3 separate regions of the Homo sapiens genome follow, and all the other regions are linked to region 2. Evidence: chromatin contacts called from ENCODE Hi-C or POLR2A ChIA-PET data. All regions are on one chromosome and are shown on one strand. Each heading gives the region's core, a stretch centred on a gene start or an enhancer-like site at or near the end of the contact. The rest is flanking DNA. Distances are from core to core; before and after follow the strand shown.

The links. Hi-C counts contacts between places; a loop is a spot of excess contacts on that map. ChIA-PET counts read pairs that join two places held with the same protein, here RNA polymerase II (POLR2A). Pooled maps may share reads with other maps.
Region 1: a loop to region 2 is called in a map of endothelial cell of umbilical vein, with 3 times the contacts of the local background. The contact joins two enhancer-like sites. A Hi-C loop is called at or near these places in 7 of 168 maps with a recorded cell type or tissue (CD14-positive monocyte, CD4-positive, alpha-beta T cell, Caco-2 and 4 more) and 5 of 50 pooled maps. POLR2A ChIA-PET finds 5 or more read pairs at or near these places in 1 of 52 experiments (activated T-cell).
Region 3: a map of PC-9 shows a loop between it and region 2 (17-fold over the local background). The contact joins two enhancer-like sites. A Hi-C loop is called at or near these places in 6 of 168 maps with a recorded cell type or tissue (Caco-2, HepG2, PC-3 and 3 more) and 5 of 50 pooled maps. POLR2A ChIA-PET finds 5 or more read pairs at or near these places in 1 of 52 experiments (Panc1).

Annotation. Positions count from the first base shown.
Region 1 is chr2:236,886,372-236,889,071 of GRCh38, forward strand. No RefSeq gene overlaps it. Among named protein-coding and RNA genes, the nearest start is that of COPS8-DT, 200 kb to the right of the region's middle. Within about 2 kb of position 1,285, at least 10 of the 41 ENCODE cell types and tissues checked have a DNase peak (open chromatin) inside an H3K27ac peak, as active enhancers do.
Region 2 is chr2:237,024,619-237,027,318 of GRCh38, forward strand. All of the region lies in intron 1 of COPS8-DT (COPS8 divergent transcript), which reads right to left. Among named protein-coding and RNA genes, the nearest start is that of COPS8-DT, 60 kb to the right of the region's middle. Within about 2 kb of position 1,358, at least 2 of the 41 ENCODE cell types and tissues checked have a DNase peak (open chromatin) inside an H3K27ac peak, as active enhancers do.
Region 3 is chr2:236,823,793-236,826,492 of GRCh38, forward strand. No RefSeq gene overlaps it. Among named protein-coding and RNA genes, the nearest start is that of ACKR3, 260 kb to the left of the region's middle. Within about 2 kb of position 1,304, at least 4 of the 41 ENCODE cell types and tissues checked have a DNase peak (open chromatin) inside an H3K27ac peak, as active enhancers do.

The DNA of each region.
Region 1 (2,700 bases), core at 35-2,534, 140 kb before region 2:
AAGCAATAAATAAAACGAATTGAGGAAATGGAGTCTTCACCGACTGAGCTGAACAGTCTACCTGTTTGCACTGACTGTGGCTGGTGGTGTCCACAGGTCATGGTGGGCAGAATGGCAGCCGGGACGCCTCTGCTGTGTCCCCAGGTCCAGCATCTGGCTTGGCCTTTCTACTGGCTTTTGTTTTTCCATGGAATTTTGAAATTGTTTGCTGGAATTGGCTGCATTAATCAAACAGTTGTTTCTTAGAGATATTGTTTATGTTTGCTGGAGCCACAGAGGGTTCTGTCGGCAGGAATTTTGCTGGCTGAAAGCAAACTCGGAGCCAGAAAGTGCGATGCCATTGGTTCCACTTTATCACCAAGCTCTGAAGACAAACTCTCACCTCTTCCAGATTTCCATTTGGTCTCGTGACAACGCAGGAGGAAAGAAGCTTGAGAGAATGTTAGGACATGGCGAGGGAGAGAATTCTGGGTCTCTAAGGTATTAGGTTGGTGCAAAAGTAATTGCGGGTTTTGCCATTTTTTAATGCATTTTAGTGCAATTACTTTTGCACCAACCTAATACAAGGAACAGCCGAGGAAAAGGCTGGTCTTGAGGCCCCATCCAGGGCCTAGGGCACCTTCTTCTACTAAGAAGGGAAGTTCACCCTCTTCCGAATCATCACCCACCAAAGTTCAGGGAGCTTCCCCTCAGCCCAAGGACACAGTGACATTGTGTATAAGACCTGGGCAGTTTCCAACCAGGTTGGTGCACAGGACACTGCTGGTTACTTGCTTATATTGTTCCCAAATATTGAATTCAACAAAGTAGTGTGGATAATCCATCATAGCTTATTACTCAAGACTGTGTTCACTTTATTTTAAGACAGCATTCATTATTTCCCCAGAGAATAAAAGTAATATATGAGTCTTATAAAAAACATTAAAAATAGAAAAGTATAAAAATGAAAATAAAATTACCTATAAACATACAATTCAGATATAGCTTCTGAGAATATTTTAATATTTTTCTTTTGCATTTTCATAGACTTTCCCCATGACCTTTAATATTCCATGAGAATATAATTTTTATAGGTTCATAATACACTGTATTATGGTTGTACCATAAATTATTTGGCCATGCTTCTGCCATTGGTTATTTAAGTTGCTTGTACTTTTCTCACTGTTATAAGTAAGATTGTATTGAACATCCTCGTACATAAGTCTCAGGCCACATGTTTTATTTGCTGGAACAACCTTTCCTTAACATCCAATGGCACGTGGCTGGCCCTCCACCCTCTTTTCCTGGAAGAGGCATTTGAATGAAACACTTGACAAATATTTATATGCTAGTAACCATGCTAGAATAACAGCCACAGTCTGCTATGACCTGAATTGAACCAGAAAATGCAGAGTGAAGGCAGGGGGAACACGGCTCGGGGTCCTCTCTGGTCAGGCCTGGAGCCAGCGCTTGTAAACTGTGGACTATCACCCACTGTTGAGAGGCCTCCTTTCGGCAGACTTCAGCACAGGGATGTGGACTTGTTTCTATGAAAGCCTGGAATTCCTGTAGGGGTAGTGCCGTAAAACCGGATCTTTACCTTCCTTATTTAAAGGACTTTTTTGCGCATAGACTGCCTGTCCTGGCCTCTCTCCCACTCTGGAAAGGAAGGGCTGAGAGAGAAAAACACACTGGAGATGCTGTTTTGGATGGAAACACACTCGCTGCCTGTTTCCCTGTGTGCCCATGGTTCTTCTAGGTGCTGGGAATAGACGAGTGAGATGCAGACAAGGCCCCAGTCCTCACGGCACTTATGTGCTATGAGGAAACAAGGAATGCACATACCCCATCGAGGAGGTGTCAGTCCATCTTCATGAGCCAAAAGGTGACATGTGCCAAGGAAACAGGAATAGAGCCTTGAGTGAAGCATCAGACCAGTACAGCCGACCTGGTGGGCCTTGGTGCAAAGGGAATGGAGCAAAGACTGGGAGGTAATGAGGGGATTCCCCAGGTGCTCCCCTGGGAGAAGAGAATTCTGCCCACAGGCCCTGCCACCAGCGAGGGCCTTGCGTGCCGTGGAGTGGGAGGAACCACAAGGTGAGAAGGGTCTGAGGATGTGGGCATGGAGGCATTGCAAGGACTTTGAATTTACTCTGAGAGATGAGTAGTCACTGGGAGGTTTGCAGCCCAGACAACCCACACGGTCATTTCAGGAAGCTTGAGAGAGACTCAGTATGTGGGGCAGCGGGCCCCCGTTTGTGGGGGCCACAGCGCAAACGCACCTGAGCCTGGAGCTGCTGGAACTCCTCTCTCTGCAGCCAGAGACCCAGGCTCACTCCTGGGCCTCCATTCCGCCTGCTGGATCAGCAAAAATGAAATGACTAAATGGGCTGTTGGATTTCAAAGAATTACAGCCCCACTCCAGTCCTTGAGAGAGAAGCAGAGGCCCTGTTCCCCTGCGTCTGTGTGGCCTGCTGCAAATAACGGGCTGGGTTTATGGCGAGGGGACGGCTGGGCGGTTGCTTGTCTAGAAACGCACCATGTGGTCCCTGCCTCCTCCTGAGCCTCAATGGCCGCCTGGGACATAGATAGCCAGACATCGCCAATTTCCAGGTTCAAAATTATATTCCCCCAACGTGAGTTAATCTTCCCATGAAAGGAAGAAATACTTTTCACTTCATGTTACTCTCTCTACTTTTTTTTTAAAGCATCAGATCTTTT
Region 2 (2,700 bases), core at 108-2,607:
TTGAAAAGGGTGTGGTTTCAGGAAGAAATAAAAGCTATGGGACAATATTGCTCTCCATCACATGGTGTCATTCCAGGTGAAGCCCAGGGCATGGATAAAATACCCTAAAGAAAATATCAATGAGATAAGGGGACACCAAAGTCTATGGAGCAGAAGATGGGCATATGAAAAAGGTTTTAAAAAGAATCTTCACTTATTGATTGTATAGCTATTTATTGAGTTCCAACTATGGGTTGGGCTCTGTTTCTATTTCTGGGGTGGGAAAGCTGTCAAAAAAAACCCTGCATCATGAAGCTTCTATTCTAGTAAGACACTGGGGAGACCAACAATATACAAGATAAATAATAAAACACGTAGAATGTTAGCTATTAAGTGTTAGTATAAGAATATTTAAAGCAAAGAGGAGAAGTGGCTATGTAGTGAAGGGAGGAGGGGTGAAATCATAGTGTCCCTGGCCAGAGAAGGATGCACTAAGAAGGTGTGAATGAAGGGTCGAAGGAAGTCAGGGAGGGAGCCATGCAAATACCTTCGGGAACAGAAGGAACAGAATGTGCACAGACACAAAGCAGGGGTGTGTCGCGTGTTCAGGGCATAGTGCATAGGGCAGTTGGCTTGAACAGAAGGAATGGGGAAGAGAAGTAAGAGATGAGTCAGTATGACAGGGCCACTCACAGCCTCGCACGTCATGAGGACTTTGGTCTGGAAGGAGTGAGCTGGAGGCCAGGGGGGAGTTTTGCTCAGAGGAATGACATGATCTGATTGTAACAGGATCCCTGTGGCTGACTTAACTGACAAAACTGATATTAATTTTACTGATGTTGACAGAAGGCTATAGCAATGCAGAGGGGAGAGGGCAGGGGAGCTAGATCTGATGCAGGAGGATCATTAAAAGGCTATTGTGGGGAGCTGGGAGAAGCTGATAGGGGCTTGGAGCAGGGTGGGTTAGTATAGGGGGGAGAATGTGACCTGATTCTCAAGCCAACCAACATAATCTGCTAGGTAGTTTCATGTGGGGTGTAAGAAGTAGAGAGGAATGAACGTTCGCTCCAAACTTAAGCAATTGGAAGAATTCACTGAAATTGGAGACAGATGTGAAGAACAGGTTTGGTGGAAACATCAGAAGTCTGATTCAAACATGGTGAGCTTCAGATGCCCACTGAATGTCCGAGAGCAGCAGATGTCAAGGAGAAGCTCAGGTGCACCAGTCTGGAATTCAAGGGGAAGGCCAGGGCCAGCGAGTATATTTGCCAGTGGTCAGGATATAGATGATATCTAAAGCCAGGAAACAGCATGAGGTCCCGTAGGGGTGAGTGAGGACAGAAAAGAGAGGGGCTCAGAGGACTGAGCCCTGATGACTCCAACGATGACCAAGGATTACCTTGACTTTCAAGGTCAGAGAGATGAGGAGGAGCCTCAGCTGTGCTTGGGGGTGGGGTCAGCTGTGGGTACGGGCTGCCCAATCTGAGGAAGGTGGAGAGCATTTCAGGGAAAAAAGAGAGAGGCTCCAGCTGGATCTGAAGCTGATGGGGAGGTAGAGTATGACGAGGGCCAAAATCCTCCTTTAGATTTGGTGACTGGGATGCCAGTGATTATCTTAGTCAGAATACCTTCAGGGTGTGGCAGAATCAAAGCTAGGCTGTGGCTTCTGAGATTTCAGGGGCTTTTGGAGGAGGAGGAAATGGAGGTGGTGAACTTGGACAAACATTTAAGAATGTTTGCTACAAAAATTACAATGATGATGATGGTCGCTCACTAATATCCATCATCTATTCTAAACACTTTACATGCATTGAATCAATGGAAAGCAGCACAAAGAGATAAGGTGGTTTCCTGACACTAAACCGGGTCCCAGAAAGGTGTGTGCCTTTGGCTGTGGTGTGTGTGCAAATACCTGAAACCACAGAGCAGGTGGACAGGCTGAAGGGAAGGAGGCAGTGACAGAAGAAGCAACAGACACCGGGAGGAGGGGATGACTGGGAGCCCCAGAGCCTGGATCTATTGGATGGAATTCAGAGCCAGACAGAGGGACTCACCTGAGTGAAGAAGGAGATGCACGCTCTGTTCCCAAAGGAAGAAGGGAAGAGTGGCGAGAGAAATTTCATTAACTTACTAAGAAGGAGGCCAGGAGGCCAGGTCATTTGGAGGAGAGAGATGAACAGGGTATGGGAGATACTGAGCAGCCGCAGATGGCCTCATTGGGAATGGAGACCAGGTGGGCTGTGTCTACCAGAAGTGCCGAGCGGCCCGAGAGCAGGGGGCCCAGGAATGGATGAGCAGAGTATCGGTGCCGAGAAGTCACCAGAGGAAAAAGAAACTGAAGGGAGGAACATGAAAGAGGATGGAGTGACGGCCCACAGGATCGGGCTTGGCAAGGACAGAGTTAACCCTGGTGGGAAACATGGAGTTGGGGAGGGCAAGGAAGGGAGGAAGGATCTGAGGGAGCTCATGGGGGAGTGCAGTGTGTCCAGGGACAAGAAGGAGGCATGGGAAGCCCAGGGTGCATTCATTTCAGGGGTATTTGCTGAGAGGCCGCTGTGCACCGTGCACTCCCTCGGAGCCCTGGGCACATTAGGAGGTGGCATTTAGAGTGGCCTAGGGGGCAAGAGCCGGAGTCACAGAGTAGATGAGACTGCCCAGGAGACCATGAGTTAAGAGACAGGAGACTCAAGGGTAGAACTTCAGGGGAAATGTCTCTTCCAT
Region 3 (2,700 bases), core at 54-2,553, 200 kb before region 2:
ATCTGGCTGCCAGTGTCATGAAAAATAAAAATGAAAAAATGAATTCTTATCTCCCTCACGAGGGTCCCATTGTGTGCAGCAGTACCTTTCAGTGGAATTGGAATTTGTCTTCGCCCTACAACAGATTGAATAGGAAAGGAACGTTTAATCAGCTCTGTAAACAAAGACTGTCACCTTAGTTAAAAGGAAGAAAATCACTTTATCGAGGGTGAGAAGCCATTAATAAAACTGCAAATTAGAATCCAGGCTCTGATCTTTCAAATCAGGGCTCCATGCAATGGAGATTCTATAGGGATTACCTCTCCTGCCTGGGAGAGGCCCAGAAAGGCCTAAGAAAGCCCTGGAGGTGGGTGTGTGCTGGGGAGGCGAGCCTGAATCAGCACATGTTAAACATGTTCCTGAATGCTGAAGTTGATAGATGGTCATGGGATCATTTTGTTGTTGTTGTGAATAATATCATTTTGAATCACGGATCTGTCAGTAAGAAAACCTGCTTCTGCTTCATTTCGATGAAAGGGCTTTGAGAATTTCTGCACTGGGTAGGAATGGAATCCAGCCTCCTGTGTACCATTTTAATCAAAAGACACAGGAAATAAACAAGGTCATAATTACTAGAAGGATATTTTCTTCTAACCCTTTTTGTGTGTGTGTGTAAGTGGCTCATTTCTTTCTTGAATAGCAGGAAATAAAATGACATTTTAAAATATGGACGTATCATGAGCTCTATAAATCTGGTTCCCAGGTTTTTCAAAAGTATTTGTATCCTGAAAAAAGTGTATGAGATGAAACAAAGCCCATTTGTATTTAAGGGCAGATTGGATTGTTTCTTTGAAATACCATCCAGGGAGGATGACAGCAAGTCTGGTGGCATTATTCTTGTCTTAATTATTTTTCTTTCCCCGACGGGAGAAATCTTTCTTTGAAGGTATCTTGCCTCTCTTGGATGCAATATGCAAAAGGCTGCTCTTTGGTTGTGTTTGATGAAGGAGAAAATAATTAGAAAACCAAATCTGCATGCAAGCAATTAAAAATATCAAGGGCTTATTTTCTCAAAGTGGCAATTCTCTCTAACAAAGTAAATATCATGAATCAGATATTTGGATTGAACCTACTTTCCTGCATGGAGGATATTATTTGCTTGAGTAATTAAATTTGTTTTCAAAGAGTCTACAAATGTCAATATTGACAGTCATAAGGAGATGAGGTTAGGCCGGCTGTGCCACTTATCCAGGTGGCCTTTGTTTATGTAGGACTTTTGTAACTTGATAATTAAGCCAGGCGAACCCAAGGCCTGGCTGTCCTCTTGCCAGGCCTCATGCTGTCCGGGCCACCTGGAACTCCCTTCCCAAGCCACACCTGTCTAAATCTTGCCTCTTCTCCCAGACTCAGTTCCAATTGCACCCCAGTGATCAGATGTGGTTTACACAGTGTTGGCTACTCCTTTCTGTAATGCATTCTCTTGATTTGGCTTTCACCTTTGTTGATATTTAAAATAATTTGTGTAAGTGGTTTATTTGCTTATAGTAGGCCCTTCTTTAGACAGAGATTAGAACAATATTCATATACTTTGGAATTTGTTGTTAACTCATTGATTCACCTAAATTTGTTGGGTATAGTTAAAGTGAAGATGTAATCTTATTTACTTATTTAACCAAAGAGCCAGCTCTCCGGGTGCTTTTTGGTAAACATTCCCCTGGTTTCCTGGCTGGGCTGCATTCTCTGTAGCTATCAAGGTCTTATTCATACTGAAGCCCATTTCGAATCTCTTCCATTCCAGCATCAGTCTCTCTCCACTTGAATCAGTTCTATGTGATTTTAACCACGTCGGCTCCTACTAGCTCTGTTCAGGTAGCGTTGAGTGGGAATTCTTTCCAGAGTCTGGGAAATCACTGATTTATAGTCTCAGTTTCCGAGCTTAGGTAATTTTACAGCTTTGTGATTGAGATTCCGGGTGCATTCCCATGGGTTCAGAGGGGAGAGCAGGCTTGTGGCTGCACGCACAGCTCTTGCCTCTACCCAGAACCCCCTTTCTGGGGTCTTCCTAGTGGCTTCCTCTCCTTCTTTGAAGCCCTGGTGGGCGGCAGTGTCTGTCCTCGCACTCTTCATCTGATTTGGCACTTGTAGGGCTTTGGCAGAATCCACGTCTATACCTGATAGTACATCTGGGAGGTCTTCTACAGTCCATGTGGCTAAACCGTCATTTGTGACCTCCCCCCAACCCTCCCTGTGTTTCTTCTGCAGATCTTAGACTCATACCAGCTTCAGGCAGACACCTCCCTGTCAATGTCAACATAATTCCCAAATATATCCCCATGCAGGCCCTTTCTTTGTAGCCCCCTGCCAGTGCCCTAGGCCATCATCTGATTCCTGCAATTGCTTTTGCGCCTTTTCCCGCACATCTCCCTAGTTTCAGGGCACACGTGCGGACATGCACTCTTGTGCAGCTCCCAGCTCCTGGAGGGAAGCCACAGTGTCAGTGGGGGAAGCCACAATGTCAGTGGGGGAAGCTTGCCATTTTCAGTGGAGGAAGCCACAGTGTCAATGGGGGAAGCTTGCCATTTTCAATCTATCTGCGGAACCCACGTAAAAGGAAAACCTGTTTCCTCTCTACTCACACACAGCACTTCACTTCCAACACCAAATGTGTGGGTTTTCTTAACACTCCAATCAGTTCTCCTATTCTTGGAGGACATCAACTGG